7 separate regions of the Mus musculus genome follow, and regions 1, 2, 3, 4, 5 and 7 are each linked to region 6. The links are chromatin loops, found by intact Hi-C in ENCODE. Cell type or tissue: gastrocnemius. All regions are shown on one strand. Region 1 has its middle 24 kb from the start of Gm34916. Region 2 holds the start of Gm34916 (a long non-coding RNA gene). Region 3 has its middle 3.8 kb from the start of Thbs2. Region 4 has its middle 4.8 kb from the start of Gm41531. Region 5 overlaps Smoc2 (SPARC related modular calcium binding 2). Region 6 overlaps Wdr27 (WD repeat domain 27). Region 7 overlaps Gm41531 (a long non-coding RNA gene).

Evidence for each region. Peaks named below come from ENCODE experiments on the same cell type or tissue, not always from the same donor. Only the 100,000 strongest peaks of a DNase experiment are listed, where the experiment ranks them.
Region 1: a loop joins it to region 6, with 11 times the contacts of the local background. A loop is called at or near these places in 28 of 42 quality-filtered maps.
Region 2: it touches region 6 in a loop (9-fold over the local background); 33 of 42 quality-filtered maps call a loop at or near these places.
Region 3: a loop joins it to region 6, with 2.1 times the contacts of the local background. A loop is called at or near these places in 2 of 42 quality-filtered maps.
Region 4: a loop joins it to region 6, with 3 times the contacts of the local background. A loop is called at or near these places in 20 of 42 quality-filtered maps.
Region 5: it touches region 6 in a loop (4-fold over the local background); 22 of 42 quality-filtered maps call a loop at or near these places.
Region 7: it touches region 6 in a loop (2.9-fold over the local background); 20 of 42 quality-filtered maps call a loop at or near these places.

What each region holds. Positions count from the first base shown.
Region 1 is chr17:14,544,303-14,548,302 of GRCm38, reverse strand. No RefSeq gene overlaps it. Among named protein-coding and RNA genes, the nearest start is that of Gm34916, 24 kb to the right of the region's middle. In gastrocnemius, a CTCF peak has its summit at 2,395 (motif pointing left); DNase peaks (open chromatin) are centred at 1,970 and 2,358; H3K4me3 peaks cover 500 bases; H3K27ac peaks cover 1,449 bases.
Region 2 is chr17:14,522,400-14,526,399 of GRCm38, reverse strand. Gm34916 (a long non-coding RNA gene) reads left to right here and starts at 3,974. Exons shown (of 3, transcript XR_385417.2): 1 at 3,974-4,000. In gastrocnemius, a CTCF peak has its summit at 1,803 (motif pointing left); a DNase peak (open chromatin) is centred at 1,782.
Region 3 is chr17:14,696,050-14,700,049 of GRCm38, reverse strand. No RefSeq gene overlaps it. Among named protein-coding and RNA genes, the nearest start is that of Thbs2, 3.8 kb to the right of the region's middle. In gastrocnemius, a CTCF peak has its summit at 1,633; a DNase peak (open chromatin) is centred at 3,490; H3K27ac peaks cover 184 bases.
Region 4 is chr17:14,219,260-14,223,259 of GRCm38, reverse strand. No RefSeq gene overlaps it. Among named protein-coding and RNA genes, the nearest start is that of Gm41531, 4.8 kb to the left of the region's middle. In gastrocnemius, a CTCF peak has its summit at 2,227 (motif pointing right); DNase peaks (open chromatin) are centred at 810 and 2,241.
Region 5 is chr17:14,286,344-14,290,343 of GRCm38, reverse strand. The region is part of intron 1 of Smoc2 (SPARC related modular calcium binding 2); the gene reads right to left. Among named protein-coding and RNA genes, the nearest start is that of Gm52280, 7.8 kb to the right of the region's middle. In gastrocnemius, a CTCF peak has its summit at 1,931 (motif pointing left); a DNase peak (open chromatin) is centred at 1,930; H3K4me3 peaks cover 170 bases; H3K27ac peaks cover 737 bases.
Region 6 is chr17:14,903,014-14,907,013 of GRCm38, reverse strand. It overlaps Wdr27 (WD repeat domain 27), which reads left to right. Exons shown (of 25, transcript NM_175173.3): 18 at 3,456-3,577. Among named protein-coding and RNA genes, the nearest start is that of Wdr27, 38 kb to the left of the region's middle. In gastrocnemius, a CTCF peak has its summit at 1,992 (motif pointing right); a DNase peak (open chromatin) is centred at 1,998; H3K27ac peaks cover 961 bases.
Region 7 is chr17:14,231,210-14,235,209 of GRCm38, reverse strand. The region is part of intron 1 of Gm41531 (a long non-coding RNA gene); the gene reads right to left. Among named protein-coding and RNA genes, the nearest start is that of Gm41531, 7.1 kb to the right of the region's middle. In gastrocnemius, CTCF peaks have their summits at 1,364 (motif pointing left) and 2,373 (motif pointing left); a DNase peak (open chromatin) is centred at 2,372.

The sequences.
Region 1 (4,000 bases), 360 kb after region 6:
GAACACGATGCTGTCCAGCTGGACTCCTAGACTTGCCCCAGGGTGAGATGGGGAGAAAGTGGCACTTTTTATCCTTTTAAAGTTACAACATCATTGCCCCATAAAACTGGCGAGTGTTTCTGAGAATCAGACTTATACCCAGCAACACTATCTATCGTAATTGAAAAGAAAAGCCTTCCATAATAAAAACAAGCAAAAGGGATTTATAACAACTAAGCCAGCTTTACAAAGGACACTTTACACTGAAAAGGATGAATATGCCCAAGAGGCCACAGAAGAAAGTTAACGCCAGGATAAATCTGCTAAAGGAGTCTAGAGAAAACCACCACAAAGCAACAGCACGACAGAAATTAATGCACATCTCTTAATAACAACTTTGAATATTAATAGTCTCCATTTCCCTCTTAAAAGAAATCACAAGCTTGGATTAAAAATCAGGATCCATCTTTATGCTGCCCATGAGAAACACACCTCACTAGCAAAGACACAGACTTGGGTAAAGAATAGAGAGCTCTACCGCCAATAGACAAGACTAGGAAACAAGCCAGGGTCTCTGTGTTAACATCTGTTGAAATAGACTTCAGATCTAATCTAGTGAGGGAGATAAGGACGTTCATTTCATACTTACTAATGGGAAATCCATCACAAGATTTTATAGTTTAAGACACATACACACCCAGTGGAAAAGCTTCCAGCTTGTCAGAACAAATGCTAAGTGTATAGTCACAGATTAACCCCAATAAAGTAATTGTGAGTGACCTCAACTCCCTACTCTCAATAAGTCATCTGGACAAAACAAAAAGAGTTAAATGGCATTATAAAACATACAGACATCCCTGTGGTGCTTTCTGAGAAATGGATTACGTGCTAGGACATAAAATTTGAAAGCACTTTCTGCATTCTATCTGATCACAGCAAAATAAAAAGGCTGGGTAGCCACAGCAAGGGAGACTACTGGAAGCACACAAATACATGGAAGCTAACCACTGTGGATGACAGCCAGGCCACGAAGAAATCAAGGAGGAAGCAGAAAGGTTCCTAGAATAGAATGAAAGTGAAAACTCAGCATTCCAAAAATTATGTGTCAATAAAAGAAGTCCTGAGAGGAAAGGACTGGCAAACCCTTAGCTATTAACCAAATGAAAAAGATAGGATCCAAACCAAGAAAATTAGAGATGAAAAGAGAAATATAGGGCATGCCATGGAAAATCTGAAATGAACAGACAGTTTTCTAGATTCATATGACCTATGAAAGTTAAAGTACAAAGAAATAAATGATCCAAACAGACCAACATGATTGAAGCAGCAGCAGAAATTAATAATAATAATAATAATAATAATAATAATAATAATAAATATGTCTCCCAACTAAAAAGAACCCAGTGTATTCATCAGCGAATTCTAGCAGATCTTTGAAGAATGACAAATACCAACAAAATAGAAAGGGAAAGAATGCTGCCAAACTCTTTGGAGGAGATCATGATTCCCTAATGTCAAAACCAAACACACACACACACACACACACACACACACACGCACACACACACACACACACACACACACGATTCTAAAGATGAAACAGAAAATTGCCTTAAAGCTTATAAACACGTGCATCAACGTGGCAAGACAAAAATTAATGCAAACACAAATACAGTAACCTTTCTATATATCAATAACAAGCATACTGAAAAACGGAAATAGAGAAGGGGCAGCTTGTACCTACTAGCTCCAGGACCAGTTGTCACTCAAGAACTTTTAAAGACTGTAGATCTTCCAGAGTCAGGAAAGGTTGGATATTGGGAAAATAAAGATCTTGCATGATAGTGAAGTGTACAGCCACAGAAAGCAGACTCTGAGGATGACACACACCTTGATCATTGCCAAGCACAGTAAATGCTGGCTGAGCCGGGCACGAGGGAGCTCAGGCTGTCTTCATAACAAGGAACTGAATGGGTATCTGGGTAGGAGCCAAATTTTCTAGAGCTCTCCAGCAGAGCTGGGGCCATCTGCTTGTCCCCACCCATTGAAACCCGCGTGATTATGTTTGTTTGCATATTTTCCTTCTTAGCCATTCAAGTCGTGGACCAGTAAAGGTTCTAATCAATTCTGGGAAATGTGGAACAATGGCCAGGACAGTCAGAATTCATTACGCAGAAGCCCAGAAGGGAACTCTGAGGTTAGGGTGAGGATCGGCCAGTGTCCCCGTTTCTTCATTTCTCCTAGTGAGTCACAGCTGAGTTATGAACCTGCTTCATCTCGTGCGACAACCATACCGAATACAGAAGTTCCTCACCCACGCTGGGTGGAGGGGTTGGCTCCGAGGTGATTAGTGACCTCACCTAAAACGGATCTGTGGGGTTTCGTATGAGGCCCTCTGGCGCCACCAAGTGGCCAGCCTAGCAGTCCCTCTGGTCACTCTTGCATAATTTGCTGCAGAGTCCCAGTTCCTGATTCCTGATTCTGGATTAAAATGTGAGTTTTGTCATTGCCGGTTCGTTAGATATGCTCATTATCCTCTGCAATCCATCTTTAGGTATACGAATTTCTGGGTGTTAAAATTTTTTTTTTTTTTTTTTTGCAGACAGCACACACTGCTCCAGCAAGCACACAGGCTCTTAGCATTTGGCTGAGCCCCTGAGAATCAATCTATCCTGTCATTGTGCCAACATTCTCCAGTGGGAAAATGTGTGTATCACCTATGGGATCAGGATTCTTTCACATGTGATAATGGAATGGCAATTCACCATAGTTCTGTGTTTGTGGACTGTATGCATGTGCATTCCACAGCACACTTTTGAAAATCAGAGTCCATCTTTGACTTCCACCTTATCTGAGACAGTATCTCTTCTTGTTTGCCATTAATTCCAGCCAACCAGCTCCCTTGTAAGTTTCCAGGAATTCTCCTGTCTCCACCGTAATCTGGTCTAAGAGCATGAGAATTATGGATGTGTGCTACTATACCAGGCTTTACATGAGTTCTGGGCATGAGCATTTAAATTCCAGTTCTCGGGGTCATGTAGAAAGCACTATATCGCCTGAGCCACCTCCACAGCTCTATAAAGTGTTGTCAATGGCTTCTTCTCTGCTTTTATTTCCTGACTATAATGAGGGTTGCAGGCAGGGATCTCCAGTGCACAAGCCAAGGGCTCTTGCACTGAGCTACAGCCCTAGGCACAGTTTTATTTTAATTGAGTTGTAACAACACTCATAGAGAGGCAAGAAGGTAAAGGGTAGAAATCTTCAGAAACCCACTTCACTATCCAGTGATGCAGGATTTGCAGATTGTCCTTGTCCGGTATTCAGCTTTGCACTCTCCCAGCTGCATCTTCTGTGATGCAAAGTCTCTGGCTTTATTAAACTCAAATTTATTATTTTCATCTTTCATGAATCATAAGTTTCCTGCTGAATCTGGTAACATACCTCATTCTGTCTACACAGCTGTGATTCACGTTTTTAGTAGAAGGCTTAAAGTTTCTCATTTCACAGGCAGGTCTATAACATATGGATTAATCGTTGCATATGGTGCATGGTATAGACTTGTTTTTTATTTTTTTGGCATATGAATATGCACTTGCTCCAGCATCATTGTCTGAAAATACTTTTTCTTTACTATAATGACTATGCACCTTTGGTAAAAATCACTTTTCTGTACCTAGATGTGATTCTGTGTTTGGAATACTACCATTTCCTATTGATTTGCCTATTGCTATGGCAACACCACACTGCATCAATCATCAGGAGAACATCACAGTGTATTTGTCTCCATGACAACACCATATGGTTCCTGTCACAGTGACAACACCACACTGTATCATCGTGTAGCTTTGCATTAAAATCTGGTCTTGTGAGGTCTATAATTTTACTGGTTAAATTCCTCGTTTCAAGACATTATTTTCCTCACTCTACAGTCCCTCTCAGAATTGTTGTGGATTCCATATGTTTTTTACTTTTTGGTCTGAATTTCAGATTCAGTTTGTTGGTGTCTGAGGAGAGTTGCTGG
Region 2 (4,000 bases), 380 kb after region 6:
ACTGTTATGTCATGGATGCATCAAAATGGAGGATTTCTGGACAAGGAAGATGGCTCTAGTTATAATGAATTAAAACTGTCTCTAATGTATTGGACAAAGCTGAAATGGCCTGGGATAAAAGGGACAATGGATACTGGGTATGGAAAAATACAAGTCGGTTGGCAGAGGAGAAGTTGAGAATGAGAGATACCATATGCTGATTAACATGTGCAAACAGAGTCCCATGGAGTGAGCCTGGGGTGCTCACAGCTACTGTGACCATGGAGAGTTGTAGAGGATTTTTTTTTTCTTGCTTCATGACTTTATTTGGTGACAGCATTATGTTACATAGCCGAGGCTGGCCTTGGGTGTATACTACTACCACACCAGCTTCTTCAGAGCCATCTCTGTAGCGCGACCATTAGCACTCCCAGACAGGCAGAGCAGCACTCTCTGGTCTGTGGGCTGGCACTTGCAGATATTTTGGATCCCTGTTCTGATTACTTTGGAAGCAGTGTGTGCATTAAGTGTCCTCCACAAAACAGATGTCACTGGGCTCTGTTGCTTAGGACACGGGGTTTTCATGTGGAGTGGTTTATGTAGCCTTGTTGAGAGAGAGTATTTCACTCAGCTTTAGAAGTTCAATTCCTGCCTCCTTTATCTCCCTCTCCCCCCACATTCTCTTCTGAGGCTCCATTTCCTGGGGCTGTCATCGTTATACTATCGAGAATTAAATGAAACCCCCCTGCAGTGCATTTTTCTAAGCCAATTATGGTGTGTTTCAGGAAGCAGTCGGAACCCAAACTCTAATATAATCCAGTTTGGGTCCAGAGAAATTCTAAAATAATCACCCTCTAGTGTAGTCTCCGGGGTTGTACACATAGATGCACACAGCCTGCCAGGCCTGCTGTCCTCGCTCCCGTCAGCCACCACTGCTTTTCTTCAGAGTTTTATCTGGGTTCTGCCTTTGCTTTTATAGAAATGTGCATTTCTGTTTCCCTTGTGATGATCCGGTCTCTATAGAGACCGTGGTGATCTCGCTCTCATTCTGTGGGTGGCCATATTGTTTAACTTTAGCCTATGTTTAAATATATTAAAACAACTCAAAGTGATTTTCCTCTGTGAGTACCAGAATCAATCAGGCCAAACTCAGATCCCACAATAGTAGACACAGTTTCTGTCCAGGTCAGAAAGACTTTTCTAAAACTCAGGGTCTCTGCTGTGGTCCCAAAATAGCAGCTACCTGCTGGTCATAGATCAGGAAGCACTTAGCGGGCAGGAAGGGATGAGATGTATTTGATTAACAGCACAGCAGAGGGTCATGGCTCGGAGCCTGGCAGGCAGAGTAGGCATGGGCACTATACACAGCCAGCCTCTCTCTTCGGTGCATGGCTTACTGGCTCACTGGTCCAGAACACAGTCAACACATGTCAGATATATGCTGAAACATACATGTGTGCACATTGTCAGTCATTATCTAGAACAGACACAGGCACACGCACACAAGTGCTCATTTTCTGTATCTAGTGTATGCCCAGAGGATACATGGCGGCTGTGTGTATCACAGGCGCATGAGTGCTTTCAGAAGTCAGATGAAGTCTGTCCAGTCCTGTGGGAGGTTGATGTGCTCCTTAAAACTACATACGTGACACTAACACGTTCCCTTATTAAACGATGGGAAGTTTATATGTTTTAAAGTAGAAGGATTACGCCTAAGGATAAAAACAAAGGCAAACTAAACTAACCAGAAAGGCCTAGGTTGATTTGAGAGAAGCCATATACTAAATGCAAGTTTCAGGCGCCCTCTGGTGGTCATAACTGCACTACAAACGCATAAGTGGCTTAGATTTGCTGTAGTTAAAATTCATTAGATTAACTATTTGGTCTTTAAATGAATAATGATATTTTATTTACACATTTCTCAGATGGTTCTGATGTGACCCTATGAGAGCAAACGAAAAAACAGCACATCAGCATCCCAAATGCTGACAGATAATCTATCTGTTCCCGTGGGAGAAGCTTGATTCAGACTTATAGTTCTGACCCCAAATTTTGAGTCAAGGTGTTATCTTATTTTCTCTGATATTTAACTCAACAGTCTATTAAGAGGATAATAAGTGTGTTATTATCAACCTCAAAGCCATGTCAAAACACCATCTGTTTGTCAAGACAGGTGTGCTGGATAGGTTTATAGCAACTCAACAGAAGCTAGAGTCATCAGAGGAGAAGGAGCTTCAGTTGAAAACACCTCCATAAGATTGAGTTGTAGGCAAGCCTGTAAGGCATTTTCTTAATTAGTGATTGATAGGGAGGGCCCAGCTCATTGTGGGTGGTGCCATCCCTGGGCTTGTGGTCCTGGGTTCTATAAGAAAGCAAGCTGAGCAAGCCACAGGGAGCAAGCCAGTAAGCAGCACCCCTCCATGGCTTCCACGTCTCCTCTTGCCTCCAGGTTCCTGCCCTGTTTGAGTTCCTGTCTTGACTCCCTTCAATGATAAACAGTACTGTGGAAATGTAAGCCAAATGAACCCTTTCCTCCCCTATTTGCATTTTGGTCACGGTGTTTTATCTCAGCAAAGAAAGCCTAACTAAGACAGCTAGTGATGCAATAAATAACCCCTAAGACAGCATAAGACACCAGGAGGAGGCTCCCTCCTCGGATTGCCCGTGCTAGAATAATGTATCCAAGTGCTCTCTTTGTATTCCAAAGCTCTGGTATTCCATATTCTCTGACGAGAATATGGCCAGTAAAAGGGCCAAAGGGGAGAGAGAGTGGAGTTTTAGGGAAACAGGAATAAATTATAAATGTCTAAACACTAAAACCAGAAATATACTCACATGGGGTCGGGAGGCAAAGAAAATAGGAACTCTTATTGCTGATGCCACTCTGAAAACATTATTGTAAGAAGTCCAGTTTGAGGCTTGCTGCAGCCATAGATGGGTTACAGATACAGAAGGAAAAGAGTAGCCCGGTGCTCAGGACCAAGTGAGTCCACCCACTGTCTCAAAGTGACAGTACAAACCCAGATGGTTGGTAAAACCTCCGTGAGTGTTGCTGAAATGAACGTATCTAAGAGGTGCTGGCTCCGCAGTGTGGTAGCCTCAGTGCGACTGTCATAGGATACCACCGTGTAGATGGTGCCAATCAACCCTGGATTGCTGTATTCCTAGGAGTTACACTGAGGTCAGGGTAAGGAAGCACCCAGGCTCTGTGAGGAATGTTATCCTGGCTCCTAGGTGTGCAATAAGCAAAGTTCATTACTTGAGTTCCCCTGACTAGAGGGAAAGTTCTGTCTGACAAGCATGGATGGAGAAGCAATAGACCTAATTTTCACTTGGCTTTGCAGCAGGGCTAGAGAGCTGCAGGGTAGACGTCTGGCTCTGCAGAAGGCATTCTCTAGCCATAATGAACTCAAATAGCCATATGGCAGGAAAATATATAACTAAATGAAAAGACTCTCATCACAGGCATGCTTAGGAGACAGGACATTGCAGGGGCTCACCAGACATGAACCACTAAAAACAAGGTTTCCTTAGACCATGACAATGAAAGGCAAACTGCACAGGGCTCATGGCAAGCAGTGTAGCAGAGAGTAGGATGAAATCACATGACCTGACTCACATCTCAACCCTGAAGAAATGATGCTCTGGAAGATGATTCTCCAACAGGAGCCCAGCTCCACCAGGGCAGCCATGGCTTCCTTTTGAAAAGCCTTGGTACTACACTAAAGTTACTAAATAGTAATTGATCAACAGACACATTTCCTGATCCATCTGTAGCCAAACAGAACTCCTGTTTGCACAAAAGGAAACTGTGGTGCCAGGGAGTGGCAGTATTTGGAAGTGTAGCCTCGTTGGAGGAAGTGTATCACTGTGGGTGTGGGCTTTAAGACCCTCCTCCTAATCATATGACAGTTGTCCCCTAGGGGCCTGCAGATGAAGATGTAGAACTTTCAGCTCCTCCTGTACCATGCCTGCCTGGATGCCGCCATACTCCTGCCTTGATGATAATGGACTGAACCTC
Region 3 (4,000 bases), 210 kb after region 6:
CTCCAGATAGGACACTGAGTGTCACAAAGTCTTTGACCTGTGGGCCTCACCCTTTTTACCAAGTCTTGTGCCCAAACCATATGTGGCCAAGTCTTGAGCGACTGCAGTCATAGTCCCTGATGGGCACTCACATCTGTCCTGTGAATGAGGCTTCAGGATGTTGGGACAGATGGACAGGGCTCATTTACCTGTCTCCTTGCACATATATCCTATTTGACACATGACTTTTCTGAGCCGTGATCTTGATAACTGGCTCAGACTGGTACCAAGTCAATCATCTCTCTGTTTCCATCTTGGGACTGCTGTACTACCACATTAAGGCAAGACACTGGTTTATCTCCTACATTTTTCGCCTTCGTTGGCAGCAGAGAAATTCTTGGACCCTGTCACCAGACACCAGCCCACAGTCTCTTACTGTCTCTTCCTTTTCCTTTCTACATCAGCGATCAAGTCCTTCTTTATACCGTATCTGAGAATGTCTTCCTAGGGTCGCAGATGTCAACAAGCACAGTCGTGTAAAGATGACCATGTGGATATCAGTAGACCTCCTCAGCACCTTCCTGTCTGGGACGCCCTGAGAGCATGTGGGGTTTGAACCTATGTGCAGATGTTGACTCTCACACTATGTATTGGGATTTTGGATGTCCTATTTTTTCCAACCCATATATTTCTTATTTCCTATCTTTAGATTTAACTATCAAGCAGTAGCTAGAAAACTCCATTAGGGAGGGATTGGTGTTGCCCAGACATTGGATTTGCTTCTTCTCCCTGCTCCCTTTCTGTGCTCATGTGTGACCTTTTCTACTCAGAGGGCTTGTCATAATCTATAATCAGCTGATGACTAAGTCATATATCCAAAGCAGGATTGTACACACTCCAGAAGATGGCATGAAGCATCAGCTGGTGCCACCTGCAGAGATGTAATAGAAGGAGGAGCCCAGCCCACAAAAGCCTCAACATACAAATATTCTGTCCCTTCTCACTATGGCACTCAATCTCTGCACCCAGGCTTCATAAGTGCCCCCTGCACCAGTGGGTAAGTGGGTGAGGGGCCCTCAGGCCACACTCTGGATATCTACATACCCTTCCAGAGTCCTATCACCACTGGTCAAACATAATCCTACCACTCCAAGTCTATTTGACCTTACTCTCATTTGCTCTGTCGATTCAGAGTGGCTCTCCAGAAACGTGACCATGAGCACAAAGGCCAGGAAACTAGGACCCGGATTCTCAATTTTGAACTTCTGTTCCTTCTGCCCACAGCAGCTGCAGCCTCTTCTTAGATTCTGGTTATTAGATCCTGGGCAACACTGGTTGTGTGGAAGAAATCTCCTCCCAAGTGAAGGCCTCCAAGACCTCCAAGACTGCTGAGCTGGGCTGTCCAACTCCTTTAAGTACTGTGAACCTTAGGTATAAAGGAGACTAATTTATCCATCCCTTACAAGTATGTTCCTGTGCCACACGGACATTCAGCTCAGAATTGAACTCAGCTGATCACTCGTTAGGCCTGTCTCTTGTTCTGCACAGTCTCGGGATCTGGAGGGGTGTATGCCCATCTGATCCATTATCCTGTCCACACTATCCCCACTGCTTTCAAGAGATGAACTTGAACTTTCCCTTCTGTGGATCACAGTCCAGCCACACGTGGGCGTCTGATGCCTATGTTCTGAAAGCATTGATCTGACAGAATGTGTTGCCTGTGGAGATCACACTGACCTCCAGCTCTGGGGCAGAGTTTATATGATTAGAACAGCTCATCCTCTCAGGACCTCTTGCTTCATCACCAACGCCCCCTATCTGACTTGCATTGGTATAATAAGCTTTTATCCTGCTTTTAGGAAGTGTTTCCAGCAGGATTGTGTGGGGTGCTCTAGTCTCTCCTCCAACTTCTCCACACTCACTACCCTGTTCTCTTCCCTCCTCCCCCTGCCATTAGGCCAGCATCACTGGCTACCCTGGTTTTCCGTCTGAGCTGAACTAAGATGCAGTAGATCAGTAGGACTTGTCCTCTGTGGGACATAATGGGAATTCCCATTATGCTGCTTGCATAGTATTATAGGGTAGTTTTTAAATGATATCTGTAGTACTGAGCTTGAGGCACGGTATCTATGAGGCTGTATGTTCCTCATGACAGGTTTCTGTCCAGCAGTGTTTCTGCCAAGTGAGATGTCTGTTAAGCAGTGTGTCTGACAGGTGAGGGTTAAAGGAAAAAAATTGTCCCACAGTTCTGGGGGCCAAAAGTCTGAATTCATGACGCGAATAGACCAGGCTCTAGTGCCTGGGGACCATTCCTGTCTCCTATGTCCTTAGTGTTCCTAGAAGTCCTTGATGATACTCAAACTGAATAAACGCTACTCTAGGATCCACCTGCTTTATTGTATGTATTCTGGTTACAGTCAGCTGGCTGAGTCCCTGAGCTAAACACAGAGGAAAGTTATGAGTAGTGGACTTGCTTGTTCAGTGCTGGCAGACCCGGGCTCACGAATACCAAAGAGTGTGAGCATCAATGACAGCAGACTTTACAGTCTGAGGTTTATAGTTTTGAGACCCAGAAGCTCATGTGTCTGGTGCTAGGGTGGGAGACATGTAGCTCTGCAGACTCAGGCTGAAGTCTTACTGCCTTGGGCTTCAGTTGTCAGAATCCTGGCACTGGTAAACTGGAGTTATCTTTGGTTCTTGGCAGCTGCTATAGAAGAATCCGTCTGAACCACCTAATATTGCGGCTCTCAAGCCTTCTCAGTCATGCATGATCTATGGCTCCTAATGGCCATAAGTGTCGCAGTTTTTGAGCCTTGCATGTCAGGACCCTTGGCAGCTCTCCGGAACACTCCCAGGAACGAGGCTCCATGTTCTCTTACAATCTTGTTTATATTCACTCTTCTGACACTCTCTGGAACTCTCTGAGTTTCCTTCTTGCTGCTATGTGTCCCATCGTTGGTTCTGATGCCACTGTTGCTACTTCTCTTTGACCTCTTCTTTGTGTTCCCAGTACAGGCTGCTCTGTTTTTGACAAAGTCAAGAGACAAAGACAAGATCACTTAGAAGGAGACTTTCATTGAGCCTAGTTCTTCAGTACGAAGAGCAGCATGGAAGTGTGCCTTCCAGTTCACTTGAAAAGTGAACTGTTTATGTAACCAGAAAGGAATGTGAGTGACAAGGGCATTTTAATCAGTCATGATCAACTTTTTTTGAAAGTGAAACATGGCATTATACCGACCCCAGCCCTTCTGTTGGGTCACCAGGGGAAGTGCTTTCCTCTGACCTGGATGAATATAATAACTACAGAGTTATCTAGTGTTTACTACTGTGGGCTTTCCAGAGTGGTCATTGCTGAAGCATGTCTTCAGCCATGTCCTGACCTTCTGAGAGTGCTGAAGGATCCTTAGAATTACTGTAAAGTGTACAAAGCCACCAACTCCGCTATGTAGACAGTATGGCTGGTTGCCAGAAAATGGTTGGCTTGGCTGACAGTTCTTTGCCCAGAGCTGCCAGACAGTCAATGGCCACAGAAAGCATCAGTAGTGTGTCCTCAGAATAGACCTAATGAGGGCTCGGCACAGAGCTGACCGCACTGCAGCATTCAACCGTGCTTTCCAGTCTTGCACTCCCACAGCGGCCCAGCCAGGGATGGCCAAGTACCTCTGATCACTATCACTCCTGTCATTGGGTTGACACTCTTCTATTCTAATGAGGGCAGAAGCAGTTGGTGGGAACAGACTTCCTTTGACACGACTTCATCTTAGTGTTCTCCTATATGAAGACTCTGGTCCAGCAAATTAACATCCACAGAGTCCCATAGACACACTCCCTCAGACCTTCCTCTCTCTACCCCTCTCTGTGTCTTGTGCCTTCCTCACATGTTACTTGGATAACCCCAGCTTCTCTATTATCTTTTTACTGGCCCCATTGCTACATCATACCCCTTCCAAGGGCACTGAGTAAGGTGGCTTGGAGAGTCAGTCCCCTTTATGCTATAGAATGGACATGAGGGTCAATGACA
Region 4 (4,000 bases), 680 kb after region 6:
GGTGTGGGATCCTCTAGAAAGTACCAGAGACCTGGGAGGTAAGAGTCTAAGAACTCAATGGGGGTGGCTTTAGCTAAGATGCTCAACATTGAGGAGGGGAAACTTGATGAGTCCACCTCCAGTAGACAGACAGGGCCTCAAGCAGAGAGACAGGGCTACCAACCCCCAGTCAGAATTTCTGACCCTAAACTGTTCCTGTCTAAAAGACCTGCAGGAGTAAAAATGGAGACGAGACTGAAGGAAAGGCAGTCCAATGACCAGCCCAACTTGGGATCCATCTCATGAGAGAACATCCAAGGCCTATTAGTGATGCTATGATGTGCTTACAGATGGGAGCCTGGCATGGCTGTTCTCTGAGAGGCCCTACAGGCAGCTGACTGAGACAGAAGCAGATACTTACAGCCAACCATTGAACTAAGGTCAGGGACCCCTATGGTTGAATTAGGGAAAGGACTGAAGAAGTTGAAGGGGAGAGTGATCCCATAGGAAGACCAGCATTCTCAATTTACCCAGACCCCAGGGACCTCCCAGAGACTGAGCCACCAATCAGGAGCATACACGGGCCAGTCTGAGGCCTCAGGCACAAGTATAGCAGAGGTCTGCCTGGTCAGACCTTAGTGGGAGAAGATGGAGACTTGAGACCCCCCAGGGAACGGGCAGGCCTGGTGTGGAGGGGGAGCACCCTCTTGGAGGCAAGGGGGAGGAAGAATGGGATGAGGAACTGTGGGAGAGGGGACCTGACCGAGGGTGGGGGGTGTGGGGGGAAGGCATGCAACGACAAGAATGTAAATAAATTTTTAAAAGGTCATCCAAGGCCTCTTTCCACCAGGGGGTGCCAGACCCCAACAGCACTGACAGGATTAGAGGGCAGGGAGACAGCCACAAGGCCACCAGCAGCTGAGGAATTCCTCCCTGCTGGGACAAAGGGGAATCCTTGACTTAGGAAGCTTACATACGTGACAGCAAGCAACACAAATGGGGGGGGGGGGGGGGGAGAAAGAAAATGACTGTAGTTTGAGTTGGTGGCATGAATGGATAACCCAGTTTGCATTTTCAATTTCCAGCAGCCTTATTGAGGTGTAATGTAATCGTCACAGAATAAACCACCTCTCTGGAGAGTACACGGGGCACCATGAGCCCCTAGCGATTAGGATGCATGCTCTAATGGTTTCCCTCTGTGCTCCACGCATGCATGGTCCAAGCCGCTCCTGGCTCCAGAGGCTGCTGTGTAGCCAGCGGATGGATGGTCACACAGATCTCCACTCACCTGCTCTGTATGGTTACTTCTTGTATGTGCATGTGGACGCACACATGTGTGTGTGCACATCAAGACCTAAAGTTGACATTAAGGGTCTCTCCACTGAACCCACAGATCTCCAATTCTGACTAGTCCAGCTAGCCAGCTTACTCCAAGGATGTACTGTCTATGCTTCTTGAGTGGCTGAGATTACAGGGAGCCACTGGACCTGCCTGCTCTTAGGTGGGTGCCAGGGTTCTGAACTCAGAATCTCATGTTCATTCAGTCTCCCACAAGGCCCCCTAACTCTTCAGTCTCAGTTTATTCGAAGGTCTTTGAAGCCTTTCCAGTACCCAACCCAGTTCTGACAAGTTCTTTCCCTCTCCCCTCCCCTCCCCTCCCCTCCCCTCCCCTCCCCTCCCCTCCCTTTTCCTCCCCTCCCCTCCTCCTCCTCTTCTCTCCTCTCCTCCTCCTCTTCCCCTTCCTCCCCCCCCCCCGTCCTTATTTCAACCATATCTATCCATACCCACAAATCACTGGAGGTGTTCTGAATTGCTTCTTCACTGTGATGCAAGTCTTCCAGAACTCTCCACATGTCAGACCCCCTCCCTCAGATGTAGCTAAAATAAAAAGTGTGACCCTGAAACACTGCGGTAAGGCTGCGTCTGTCAGGTAGCAGAAGCCTGTGCAGCTCTGATGACATGGCTTCTGAACTGGGTAGGGCATGAAGTACTTGTTATCAAACCCTCATCTTGCACACAAAGAGAACACAGGTAAGACCCGCTAAACAGTCAAGCTTTCAGACCTTTTTCGCACAGTGGGCAAGTGGACTTCAAATAAGGCCATAAGCTTAACATTCTTCAGTGTGGGAAGGACTGGTGAATTTCATTCTAATTTCTACAAGAAAATGAGGTTCTCTAGGTTTCCTATGGGGGAGAATTCTGAGCCACTCCATATTCCTCTTCTCTTTGAGGACCCTGCAACTCCCATATAAACACCAGAGGGCGCACTTCCCACACTGGAAGGTGAGAGTGCAAACTTGCAAGAGCACACACACACACACACACATGCAGGTTCACAGACACATGCACACACACATGCACACACACACATCACCAGAGGCTATGATGTTCATTTAAAAACAGATGTCTGGTTGTTTTAGAAGCAACGATACTTTTAGTGTACTCTCATTTGGCATCAAAACGCTGTCTAGACGGCTGAGTCCTCACAGCCTAGGTCCTGCTGCCTCAGCCAAACCACAAAAGCCTCGGAGTATTGATCCTTTTAAATTAATAAACTTTTAATATGTATTGATGAGCACGTATAAAAGTAGAAAAATCTCCAGCATGACAAGGACACATGACCCTCCAACTCAACAAAGACGTATGACCCATGACTTAAGTAAGAGAAGAAAATCCATATCTAAAATAGCTACCCCTGAGCCCCATAGAGTAGAACCTGATGGAAAGGCCAAAGCTGCAAGGGAGAGTGTGCCCCTGGTCCCATCCTTGTAAACCTGGAACCCAGAGAGCACAGGAGCCCCCCACCCCCACCCCACCCCCCCAGCCACCCTGACTGTGACATGGTTCTGGACCAAGCAGGAAGAACTCAAGGAAACTTCCCTTAAGAATCCAACTGTATGTCTAGAAAAATGAATCCCAGTATGTGCTTCCAAGGTGACGGAGCCCTCAGACACCGGACAAAGGCCAGAGCAAGTAACACTTCCCTGAGGGACCGTGCTCCTGAGGTGTAGTTCAAGAAGACCTAGGATTGTAACTGTAAATCGCTGAGCACATGGATAACAAACCAGAGAAGCAAAGCCCGAGGAAGCCATGTGGCCGAGCAGACTCAGGCCCTCTCATGGCATGGGCTAAATTCAGTATATGATTTGAAGATGTATTTAAAGAAATATAACAACAACAATAAGACAAAGGGAAATTAAGCTATAATAGTGAATGGGTTTGGTTTTAAAACCTAGAGATAAAACCTAGAAATGAAAGTTTTGTTTGGAGCTGAGAAAGAAGGAAGGACCATCCAGAGACTGCCCCACTCAGGAAGCCATCCCATATACAACCACCAAACACAGACACTATTGCAGACGCCAGAAAGATTTTGCTGACAGGACCCTGATATAGCTTTCTCTTGTAAGGCTATGCCAGTGCCTGGCAAACACAAAAGTGGATGCTCAAAGTCAGCTATTGGATGGAACACAGGGGCCCCAATGGAAGAGCTAGAGAAAGTACCCAAGGAGCTAAAGGGGTCTGCAACCCTTTAGGAGAAACAATATGAACCAGTACCCCCTAGAGCTGTGTCTCTAGCTGCATATGTAGCAGAGGATGGCCTACTTGGCCATCAGTGGGAGGAGAGGCCTTTGGTCTTGCGAAGATCATATGCCCCAGTACAGGGGAATGCCAGGGCCAGGAAGCAGGAGTGGGTGGGTTGGGGAGTAGGGTGGGGGGAGGGCATAGGGGGATTTGGGGATAGCATTTGAAATGTAAATGAAGAAAATATCTAATAAAATTTTTACTTAATTAATTAATTAATTTAATTTTTTTTAAAAAAAGAAAGTTTTGATACTAGCAATCAGGTGGAGCCAGCCCAAGAAAGCGGTGAAGGACTTGTGTTGGTCCTGGGGAGAATGCAAGGAAAGTCGTCTGCATTCAGTAAGAATCAGGCTCACTGTACTTCAGGGATCTGTGTGAAAGCCAGAGGCATTGCAAAGATATTAGACAAGAGCAGAGATGGTGACTCGCCTGACAGTAA
Region 5 (4,000 bases), 620 kb after region 6:
TCCAAGAACATGATGTGCTCTTGACAGACATGTTCCAAGCAGCCTCGTTCCTCCAGCCAGCCCTGTCTCCTCACAGCCCACTCAGGTGAACTAACCCCATCACCAGGTTAGTGCCCTTAGGATCAGGCCCACTCAGAATGCCCTCAGCTGTGACCTTAACTTTGAGCCTTTGAGACATTTTCAGATTCAAAGCAGAACAATCTAGCTCGGGGCTAGTTCACTCACCTGTCTTATATTCTCTGCTTCAGATGGTTTGCAGCCTCTGCCTCTCCATCCTTCCCTGGGAGCTTATGATAACCTCACTGGTTCTTACTAGACTCAACAGCAGCTGGAGCCGGGCAGAGCCCAACTATAGGACAGCAGAGATCTGCTCACAGGGTGGGTGGGGACGGGGCAGACAGGAACAAAGAAGTGCACACTGGGAAAGGCCTGGGAGATGAAGAGATAGAGACTGGGACAGATGGAAACCTGGAAGGATGGAAAGAAGAAGAGAAAATAAAAGAGGGAAAGAATTGAGGAGAGGTGCTGCTAGAATCCAATCAGCTAGGCAACATAGGGAGATAGGTCTGGCACATTTCAAAAGTAACAGAAAGAAAAGGGGGCAGGGACCAATAGAAATGGTGACATAGATTTGAGTGAGGGCATTAGTGTTTGGTTTTTTTTTTTTTTTAATTTTCTTGTGGTTTTTGGATAAAAGAAATGTAAATGGATTTTGACCCAGATGCCATCTGTAAGAATATACACAAGAGTGCATCTCATCAGGGCATCTGTTTAGAATGTATCTAACAAGAACAATGGTCCCAATGAGCATGTTGCTAAGAAAACACAGAGCAGAGCTGAGTATGTGGCTCAGTGGCCCTATGGTGGTGCATGCCTTTAATCCCAGCACTTGGAGGCAGAGGCAGGCAGATTTCTGAGTTCGAGGCCAGCCTGATCTACAGTGAGTTCCAGGACAGCCAGGGCTTCACAGAGAAACCCTGTCTCAAAAAAAAAGGGGGGGGGGAGGAGAAAGTGTCTAGTAAGAATATCTATACGGAAGTATTTGACAAAAATATAGCCAAAGAGGGTGTGTTCAAGGAACTGGAGAGATGGCTCAGGCTAAGAGAAAGTACTGCTCTCCCAGAGGACCACTCCAGCACTTCAGCACCCGTATCAGCCAGCTCACAACTGTCTGTAACTCTGGCCATACAAGCACCTGTGCCTCCTGCCTCCTGCCTCCTGCCTCCTGCCTCCTGCCTCCTGCCTCCTGCCTCCTGCCTCCTGCCTCCTGCCTCTCCCTTTCCCCCTCCCTCTCCCTCTCTATAAATATATCTCTAATAAGGGTGTGTCTCAATGGAAATCAAGCCAGTAGTTCACCTTCCATGAATCACATTTAAACACTTGCTGAACTACAAAGGGAGCAAACCCTTGTTGCAGTGCTGGCCACAGGACAGTGATCTGCTTGCTGTAGCTAGTTTTCTTTTACTATAGGTTAAAATTCATTTTAAAAATGTCACATTTTAGAGCTTTACTGTGAAGAGAATGGATACAATATTAACTTAGCAAACAAAATAACTCTACTCACTGCTTTACAATTAATGGGGTAGTTAAGTTTGCAACAGAAACAAAACAGAAACCCCAGAACATGCCAGCCTCCTGTTACTCCCCCCAGCCTGGCTTGTTTTAAAGACAAATTTCTACCCCTATCTGATATTTGGGTGTAACATGAGTTTGACACAAATGTCCCAGACTTCTAAATAAAGCTATTAGAAGTATCAAATACAGTGCCTCTGCTTTTTAGTTCTCTCACTTGGGACTTTGTGCCTTGAGTCAAATGTCTGAGGCTGGAAAGACTGAGCTCAATCAGAGCAGAAGATGCCTCTGTAGATGGAAGCTGCGATGGGGCTGTGGTGTCTGAAACACAGCTCATGCCCTTGGGCGCCCTCCTGTGGCAGACTTGGGAAACATTAGAAGCACCTTCCAAAGGGCGGAGGGCTAGGTTGGTACTGCCAAGAGATTGCACCTGGCTGTGTCTCTCTGGGAGGGTGGAAAGGTGGGAGAGAAGCCAAGAGTACAGAAAGGGAACTCACAGCTCCACCTGGATTATGTCTATGAATAGAAAGATCTGTCTTTGGCAACTCTACCCAAAAGATAAACCTTTTAAGAGTGAGACACTGATTGGCACAGCACCTATCTGTGTATCCGCTCAAGAAAGAACTTGAGCGTGTGCGTTCAGGTCACAGCTATTGCTCACTTTCCTTACCCGCAGGGGGTTTCCAAACTCCAAGCTGCACACAGCCAGGACATATATTTATAGTCATCTGGTAAGGAGAGGGTGAGGGCAAGTGTGATAGCATCTGGAGGAGCTCAGAAAGCTGAAAGAACACTACAGAGAGCAAAGACAGTTTGGTTATTAGTGCAGGTATCTCGATTCCATGTACAGAAGGCCTCGTGCTGCCCCTCAGAAGGGGTAGGGGTGACGTGAGGAGGGCTGCAATCACAATTCACACCCATGAACAGCCTGGGCTGGTCACACAGCCTCAACTACTACTAGTGGCCTAGTGCGACTCGGGGATCCGATTTAGCATTTTATAAATGACCACAGTTAAATCATGGGAAGGCTGGAAGCTGTGATTTTTCCAAGTCTCCTGAGGCTTTATCCAGGGACACTGAGTTAAGCAGCCAATGAAAACCAGATGAGCTTCACCTGGTGGAACGAGCCTTGGACAAGCACAACCCGGGAGCTAAGGAAGCCCCTCTGCATGAAAAACCAGAAGCACCCGGCATGGGCGTCACCCAAAGGGGATTTCCAACCTGAAATAAGACACCCAAGTACAAACGCCTGTGATCGGCACTGATAAAGTATTCCTGTGACAGAAAGGTTTACAAACAAAAACACAGCTAAGGGCGACTGGTTAGAATCTCAGGAAGTCATTAGGCGTAGTAGGCAGCCACCAGCATACATCGTAGTTCAAAGTTGTGTTTATGTCAGTGAATTTTGGCACACTTGTCTTGTACGGACGGACGGTCACATGTATTAGATGGCCAGTAACCCTTTTGTGGGGGGCCAGTGGGGGAAAACAGTAAGGGTCACTGTCCCACACAAGCACTGAGAACCACAGTGTCAGCTTCACACAAACCCATCCACCCCTGACAACAGAAACTAGGTCTGAAGAGACAGGGCTAGGAACAAGATTCTGTAGAGTCCTACCATCTCCTTTCAACCCTGGAATGGACAAGCAGTCCTCAAAGAAGAAGAAATGGTGATAGTTCTTATTGGTTGAAGAGCAGGCAGTCTTGACTTGACAGATTCTGAACCTGTACTGGAATTAAAGTCCCTGTACCACTCCTGCAGGGAGCTCCAGACATGACACGTGTTCAGGGAGGGCGCCTCACCATGCATGTAACCCATGATGTGTGAAAGAGAAAGGGGGCAGGGTTCAGGGTATCACCCTGTCTCCATGTGTAAAATGTCCTGTGCACTCACTCACGTCCTGGACAGCAGGTCTAGCCAGCACTGTCCTGGAAAAGGCCTGTGATCCATACATCGGTATCTGGTTTCCTTCAATAGTACCTTCCTTTGCTCCACCCTCTCTCTCTCCCTCTCTCCCCCTCTCTTTTTCTTTCTCTCTCCCTCTCCATCTCCCTGTCTCCCTCTCCAACTCCCTCCCCCTTCTCCACCCTTCTCTCCCCTCCTCTCCCTCTCTTCTTCTCTCCCTTGTCTCTCTCCCTCTCTCTCTTTCTCTTTCCCTCTTCCCCTCTCTCCCCCTCTTCGCCTGCCTCTCTCTCCCTCTCTCCCTTCTCTCTGTTTCTCTGTTTCTCACCCCCTCCCCTCTCTCCCCTCTCTTCCCTCTTCAAATCCCTTTTAAAAATAAGCTCCTCTAGAAGAAAGTGAAGTGGTGAAGTGTGTGCCATGGTGTGCATTGTCGCTTCAGAGGCAGGACAAACAGGTCAGAGCCACTCTTCCAGCCAGACAACAGGAGTACCCTCTGCCTGTTCACTTCCCCTCAAGGATGTAGCA
Region 6 (4,000 bases):
ACATATTCACCCCTTCTTTACCCACCCTGCTGCTTTATGTTCTTGTTTTGCTTTGCTTTGTTTTGTTTTGTTTTAAACCCATCAGTTCCAATTTGTGTTATCCATGAGCTTTTGTCTGTCTGGCCTTCACTGGAGTTTGACCTACGAGGGCCAGGCCCTTAAAGAAAGCAGACTCTCCCTCTCCCAGCTGGTTTGAGCTTGCACAAGTCTTACTCATGCTGCCAGAACTGCTGTGTGTTTATATGCCAACTGCCCTGCTGTATCTGGAAAAGAGTTTTCTTGCTCTGCCATCTCTGGCCCTTTCAGCCTCTGTTTCTTCTCCTGAGCCCTGGGAGGGAGTGCTCTAGCTGGATGTCAATGTCCCATTCAGATTGAGCACTTCAGTCTCTTACTATGTTTGCATCTTCACCAGTGGTAGGTCTCTGTGTTAATCACCGCCTGCTGAGGACGGCAGTGAATGTGCTGAAGGCTGAGAGGCGCACTAATCCATGGCTATGAGGTTAAGTCATCGGGAGTCAGTATCACACTGTGGCTGTTCAGCAGAGCACTAGGACAATGCTCCCCCTATGTCTACTAGCCACAGGTTCTTAGCCTGATGTTGGTGCCTAGTATGGGTTTCAATTTGTGGATGGGCCTTAAATCCAATCAGAATATAGTTTATCACTATTATATTCACACCATTATTACAATAGCCGTGTCCTGTCAGGCTGATGGCAGCATTCAGAGTTTGCAGCCAGGTATGACTTATGATAACTTCTCTGTGGTAGAATGCACAGCACCGCCCAGTACTATGGAAGCCAGCCAGAAGGGATGAAGCCTCAGGTTCTAACCAGCTTCATTTCTTTATAGTCTGTGACCCAAGCATGTGTGTTTCTATCAATAGGGTCTTACCGTCAGTCTCTGGATGGTAGCCAATAACATTGGCAATGGCCTGTAATATTCGGAGTTCTGTGGGACCCCAGTGGCCAGTAAGTCCAAAAGTGGTAATCATTCTGGACTCTGGGCTTTTCATTTGTTAGCCTATGGTATCTAGGAGGGGTTTGCCACCCCATTATAGAGTAACTCCATTTAAATTCTTCTTATATATGTAGTATACATTTTAAGTATACTTACTTTTACAGTGGTAGGCTTCCATGTGACTTTTTCAAAAGTTCTTCAGTGTTAGTCACCCCTCATGTTCCGTCCTCTACTCTTTGTTCCCAGCCTCTACCCCATTTAACCTTCCCTTTCCCATTACTGGCCGTCACCTCTTTATACCATCCCCCCTCTCTCTTTTTGTTTTGTTTTTCGAGACAGGGTTTCTCTGTATAGCCCTGGCTGTCCTGGAATTCACACTGTAGACTAGGCTGGTCTTGAACTCAGAAATCTGCCTGCCTCTGCCTCCCAAGTGCTGGGATTAAAGGCGTGCGCCACCACTGCCCGGCTCTTTATACCATTCCATTTGCTCTTTGCTCCCTTGAAAGCCCCACCCCAGGGTCCCTTACTAATTTTCTGAATTCCATAGGAATTCCAGATGAAACACACATATCGGAAGACTCAAAGATAACACCTATGGATTTGAGAAAACATGCAAAGTTGGTGTTTCTGAGTCTGGGTTACTACTCTCAGGATGGTTGTTTCCACCCATATCCGTTTACCTGGGGATTTCATAATTGTGCTTTTCTTAAGGGCTGAATAGCGTAGGAAATAAATATCCTATGTCTTCATTGTACATAGATGAGTTGATAGACACACAGGCTGTTTCCATATTCTGACTGTTGTGACTAGAGCCAATTGTGAACATGGAGGAGCAACCGTCTCTACAGTAGGATATAGAGTCCTTTGGGTATGCAGTGCTAGAGCTGGATCATGTGATAGTCTTTTTCCAGCTGTTTGACCAGCTTCCACACAGATTTTCACAGTGCTCCACGTTGTGTTCCCACAGTAGTGAGTAAATGTTTTTTTGCACATTTGAGAGGTCCTTTGTTCTTTTGTGGAAAATGCCAGAACTTGACACAAGAGGGCAGCAAAGGCATTTGGCATAATTTTTCTGCTTGGTAACTTTTTGCTGTTTTGAGGTCCCATTTCAGAGTGGCATTCTACTTACAGTACTTTCTGGCTTTCCAGTTCTATTTTGGTGGCTTTCTGGCCAGTGTGCTCTGGTGATACTGATTCACTGAATGCCCTTTCAATTGCAGTGTGCAAGTTCCCGTGCAGAGAGCAGCCTGGGTGGGAGGTTCCTGTTAGATTCTTGTCAAAGTTGTGGTTCCTTACGCTGCAGAGTGTACCACAGGGCACCTTGGGGTGGAATGTGATGGTTCAGCGTGTCTCGGGTCACTGGTGTTCTCCGTTTGCCTGACACTGTGCAGCCTCCAGTTCTCCTGTCTACCTGTTTCCATTGGCTCGCCCAGGAGAGAGCCCATGATGCTGTCTCCAAGTGTCTGCTTCCATGAATCCTTGGGCTCTTGGGTCTCTCGGAAACTCAGGTAGCTGTGGTTTCAAGTTTGCTTTATAGAGACTGTAAGGGCAAAGGTGAGATTAGGAGACAGCACGTTCCTTGTCAGAAGGAGATTGAGGAGTAGGGACCGCATAGCTGAAGGTCAGTCCCACCTGCCTGTGGGCTCCCTAGCAGGCGGTATGCTAGCACCTGTATAAGCCAGCATCCAAAGCAGCCATTGGCCAGAGCAGATGATCAGAGCATGTCCAAGCATCCTTAGTGAGTTCTCCTGTTTTCTCCCTTTGAAACTAAAAGAAAAGGCTTATTTATACTGATAGATCATCACAGGGTCCCGAGATCTCTGTACGATCTTTTAGAACACTGCTTGTTATACTGTGGTATTAGAACTTCCTCTGATCTGGGCACATGAAGTCAGAACTTTAAGAAATGTGAGATCTTAGAGAGGCCTCCTCTCCAACCCTCATCAGTAGGCCTTTATGTACGGAGAATCTTTTATAAGCACTACCTGTCAATAAAAGAGCTAATGGCCAGTGAGCTGAGGCAAGAAATAGGAGGCAGAGCACAGCAGGAAGAGAGAGGATCCTGGGAAATAGTAAGACAGATATAAACCAGCAGGTAAATGAACTCAGGGAAATGCCGAGAGATGCTGAGGAGACACAAAGGAAGAAGCAGGCTGGGACCAAAGGGGTTGGGGTAACTAGCTAAATGGTAGACAGAATAGTTTAAATGGTTAAATATGTTATGAGCTAGTCAGGAAATAAGCCAAAGCTTATGGCCTAGGATTTCATAATAAATAATTAGTTTCAGATTCACCATTCCAGGAGCAGGGGCAAGGAAAGAAGAAAAACCTGAATTTTCTTTTTAAAACACCTTTAATGCAAGGTTATCTGATGATGTGATTGGTCTTTTAGCCTGGCAGCAAGAAACTGCTTCCCTTATTCCTTGAGAAGCAGCAGCTCTGGCCTGTTCTTATACAGACAGACATTCTACTTGGTTTCCCTTTTTCCTGAATACCCAGGTCATGATGGAGCTGTGAGCACTATCTGCTGGAGCCATGACAAGAGGTGGCTGCTGTCTACAGGCCGAGACCGGACACTGAGGGTGTGGTCAGTTCACAGGACAGAACTCATGCTGCTTTTGGTAATGTGTACGTGAGCACCTGTGCCATGGTGGTCAGTGACATCAGACAAAGTTCTTAGTGACCCTGAGCTATAGATGGTAACAGCTGTCAGCCCTCTTTAGGGGAGACCAGCAATAGATCCAGACTGCTTAGTGACCCTGAGCTATGGACTGTCACAGCTGGCAGTCTCTCTTTGGGGAACACCAACAACAGATATAATGAGGATCTGTTTTACTACAGTGGATACACAGTGGTGGGTCAGTTTCTTATTCACATATGAAGTACATGCATATTTAACACGTAGTAACACACTCTTGGTGTGTGGTATGTCTATTGACATACATTAAATATATATTTACATTTGTTATGGTGTAAAAATAGCAAAATGCCCACAGTAAAGCACAGCTAACTTTGTTAGTTTCTTGTTATATCGCAGAGGTAAT
Region 7 (4,000 bases), 670 kb after region 6:
CGTTACCAGTAAGTCAACACAGGTGCGCATTAGGCGCTGCCAGGCAGGTGACGGTTTGTTTTCCTTTCCCTTCACAATCATCCTTTTTATTCACCTCAGCTCAGATCTAAGCCCTCATCCCTTCGTGGATCAAGGAGGAAATGTCACCTGGCACTTGTTAGGTATTAAGTTTCCTTATCAATAACGGCCTGCCCGCCCAGTTTATCCTGGCCTCGGGCACCTGCAAGGCCATAAAAGACTGTAAGATAGAGCCACCAGCCTGGAGCCCCCAGAGAGCACTGTTGCTGAGGGCCAGCCACATGCTCCTGCTCCGGGCACACCACATCAAAGCCAACTACATCTAAGTAGCCAAATACGGCCATAAAACCAATGAAAGGCCTTGTCAGCTTCATTCAGGCAGCTGGCTGCTTCATGTCACTGATGAAGACTCTCTAGGAGACACGTGTCCATGGAGAAGAAGATGAGCAGTGAGCTGGGCTGTAGGTTGGGGAGAGACCCAAAGGAGGCCTCACTCTGGAGACCAACCCAAGAGGTGACTCAAGACCAACAGGACTGCAGGGAGAGTGACTGAGTCTTTGAACTACATCTAGATCAGGCTTTGTCACCATGAATATCATCTTAGGCCAGTAACTGGCCACAGGTGACACTGTTATGGCCTCTGGCCAGGCTGTGTTCCTGGTGGTTTGTATACCTGTGAGTAAGGCCAAGTAAGGATGTGTGCACAGATATGGGCATATGTATGTGTATATACATGTGTGCAAGAATTGTGTAAGCAAGCACATACATGTATACTTGGGTACAGAGATATATGAGAGATATGTGCACATGTGTGCATCCTTGTGTGAAGGATGCATGTACGTGTGCGTTTTGTGTATTCCTATGTTCGGGGGTACCTGTTAATGTGCATGCAAGTGTTCACATGGTACCCCAAAGGCATTGTACCTGATCTGGTTATTGGTTCTGGAAATTTCCGTCCCTTTTTTGCAGCACTAACCAAAGATACTTTCAGAGGAATCTGTCCCCACACCCTTCTCAGGGCAACAGGTGACAGATAGACAGACAGACATTTCTCTTTCCAGCATCTGCTCGTCATTCCTCCTTCTCCTGACCTGCTGAGAGTGCTTGTGGAGTCTGGGACCATCCAGACAGGGTGGCCTAGGGGCTGTGCTAGCCTTTTCAGAACTGATAAAGGAACAAGAAAACATTGTACTCTGACCATAATACTCTTGAAGAAGCAGAGAACTTTTAGGGTCTCAGCACCAAGGTTTGCCATTATCCAGCTCCACGGCCACTATGGGGATCAGTTTCCCTGCCTTGGGTCGTAAAGCCTTGAACACACCTGTACCTGAGATCCCAGTGCCATCTAGTGGTTCATAACCTGTTCCTGCAGGTGGCTAAGTGCTCAGCAGCAGAGGAAACAGCCCCACCCCACCCCCTAACTTGTTACAAACTGAGTTTTGTCACTCAGCACGACACATCAAAACTCCAACTCTTAGTTCCTGTGAATGTGAACGTAGCCAGGAATGGAGCTTTGGCTGATGCCAAGTTAAAATGAGGTCATAGAGGGGCCAGAATCAGGTTAGGGGACAAGAAGGAATGAGACACTAAATAGAGCACCTGTGTCCATTTCATCCTGTGTCCAGGATGCCTCTGCATTCAAACCACCCACCATTCTGGCATAGGAGGCTTAAGGTACATGTGCCAAAGCTATGGAGTGTTTCTGAAGTGATGTAGCTTTTTCCAACACTCAGGTAACAGGGACATTGGCCAGACCCAGTGATATTCAGCAGGTGTTTGCATCCAACCTCAGGGAAACTTGTGTCTTCTGCTCTGTCCACTTGCTCAGATTTTCTGGGCCAGCACCATGTTGACCGAGTGTGGCTTCTGCCTCTTTGTTTTGCCAGTGACAGAAAAGGAGGTCAGACACGCTTGCATTTTCTAACCAAAGTATTCATTACAAGCTGGTTTTGCAAAATAACAATTCATTTGAGTGGTACTTGTCTAAGTCACAAAATCCTGAACCACTGACCTTCAAGAACCAGAGAGGATGAAGAGGTCCTGAATCTTGCTGTCCAGCCTGCCCATTGCCAGCAGAACTCCTAGACCCAGCCACAGTTTGCCGAGGATATCTCAAACAGCCTCCATCTGGCTGCTCTAATCCTTCAGTGGACTTTACATCTGGGTCTATCTATGGCAAAGCAGATAGCTGCTCCCCAAGGAGGACCTCCCTGTGGTTTAGCAAACAGAACATTTGAAGCTAAGTGTGGAAAGCTTACAGGGACTGCTTCTCTTTTGTAACAGGCTAGGCACCACTCAAGACCAACTCTGAAATGAGCCAGAGGGCTTCATCCAGTGTGGGTCAAGGGTGCCCCCTGCTGGCACTACTTCTCAAGTTGGTCATTTCATGAGCAAGAGGTTGAAAGGACTCTAGGTCTCTCCAGGCTCCTGGTAGCCGTGTACCCACTTCTGAGCACTAGAGCACAAGCTACTGACCCACCTCCTGGTAGGAATGAGAAAGTCTGTGTTTATTCCTGTCAGTGTGGCATCTCAGGCACAACGCAGCCTTTGCACACTGTTTCGCTGCTCCTCGTGCCTAACATACACTGACATAAAAATATACAAGTCACAGGACCACACATACATTTCTATTATATCTACTGTACAGAGTCCTCTTAGATAGATGCTTCTGGAATTCATAGGGTGGGAACATCAATCTTGGCAGGGACCCCATGTGAACACCTTCAGAGTGTGTCACAACTGCTGCCCTGCTCATGAAAGTGTAGGCACATTGCGGTGTGTGCTCGTGACACCCAGTCCAATACGGCGCCTCTGTGCAGGACTGGGAGAGAGAACGCAGGCCCGTTTTCTTTCTCCTAACAAATTCTCTAACTTAAACTGTCTCTGAGGGTTCCCTGGTAATCCAGAAAGTCGGGTCAGAAGCGGCCATCTTCATCCAGAACTTCTCTGTTCTGATGCTTGCTTCTTTAGCTCGGATGCCCAGCCAGGCTGAGGCAATGCAGCAAGCTCTCCTTGGAGACTCCTACAGGGGAAAGCTTGCAGAGGAAGGAGGGGAAAGAGCGGGCGCTGTAGGGAGAAAGCCTGCAAGCCAAAAAGAAAAAGCTCACAATGAGAGAGACCTTACAGGAAGAAAGCATTTGCAGGGAGAGAAGGGGAGCTTGCAGAGAGGCAGGGGAGAAAGAGGGGGGGAGGGAGGGAGGGAGAGAGAGGAGGGGAGGGGAGGGGAGGGGAGGGCAGAGGGGAGGGGAGGGGAGGGGAGGGGAGGGCAGAGGGGAGGGGAGAGGGGAGGGGAGGGGAGGGGAGAGGGGAGGGGAGGGGAACTTTAGGGGCAGCCCATGCATGGATTAGAAATAAGGAGCCTTGAGTGGGCCCTGCTTTTTCTGCTCTCCTTTGCAATTTGGAGCAAGGGCAAGAGAAGAAAAAATGAAGATCAATTAATTCACCGTCTGCCTAAGGAGGAGCTGGGAGTGGCTGTCACAGCTAACTAAGGGTCACAGGGTTCTCTGTGTTCTGCCAGCTTTCTTCTGAAACCATTCATCACTCAGGCTCCGCACTTTGACACAGCTTTTGCCAAAATCTTGCAGAAAGTTAGAAACGGAATCACAAAGTACTGAGGGCCTCGCACTGAGCCAGCAAGTCTGCAGGTCATTCTCCAGATGAGAAACCAAAACAGCTACAGTGCTGCGAGTGACTGTAAATACAGTCTTAGTGAGCAGAGCTTTTCACCTACGGGCTCCAACCAAGAACAGAACTTCTGTCTGCCCAGTGTGTGGTTAATCCTGCCTCCCTCCGAGGGAAGAGCACTAAGGATACTGCAGAGCTGTTTCCATTGCTCAGGCCTGGTCCCATTTATCATCGCCTGCGATGGCTCCTTGTTTGTACTGGAAGATGTGGGGTTAGATGTCAGCATCCATCGCAGAGGTGGTTAAAGCAAAGCATGGAGATCATCCATCAAGCGGCAGTAAAGGCACGGAGCCAAGAG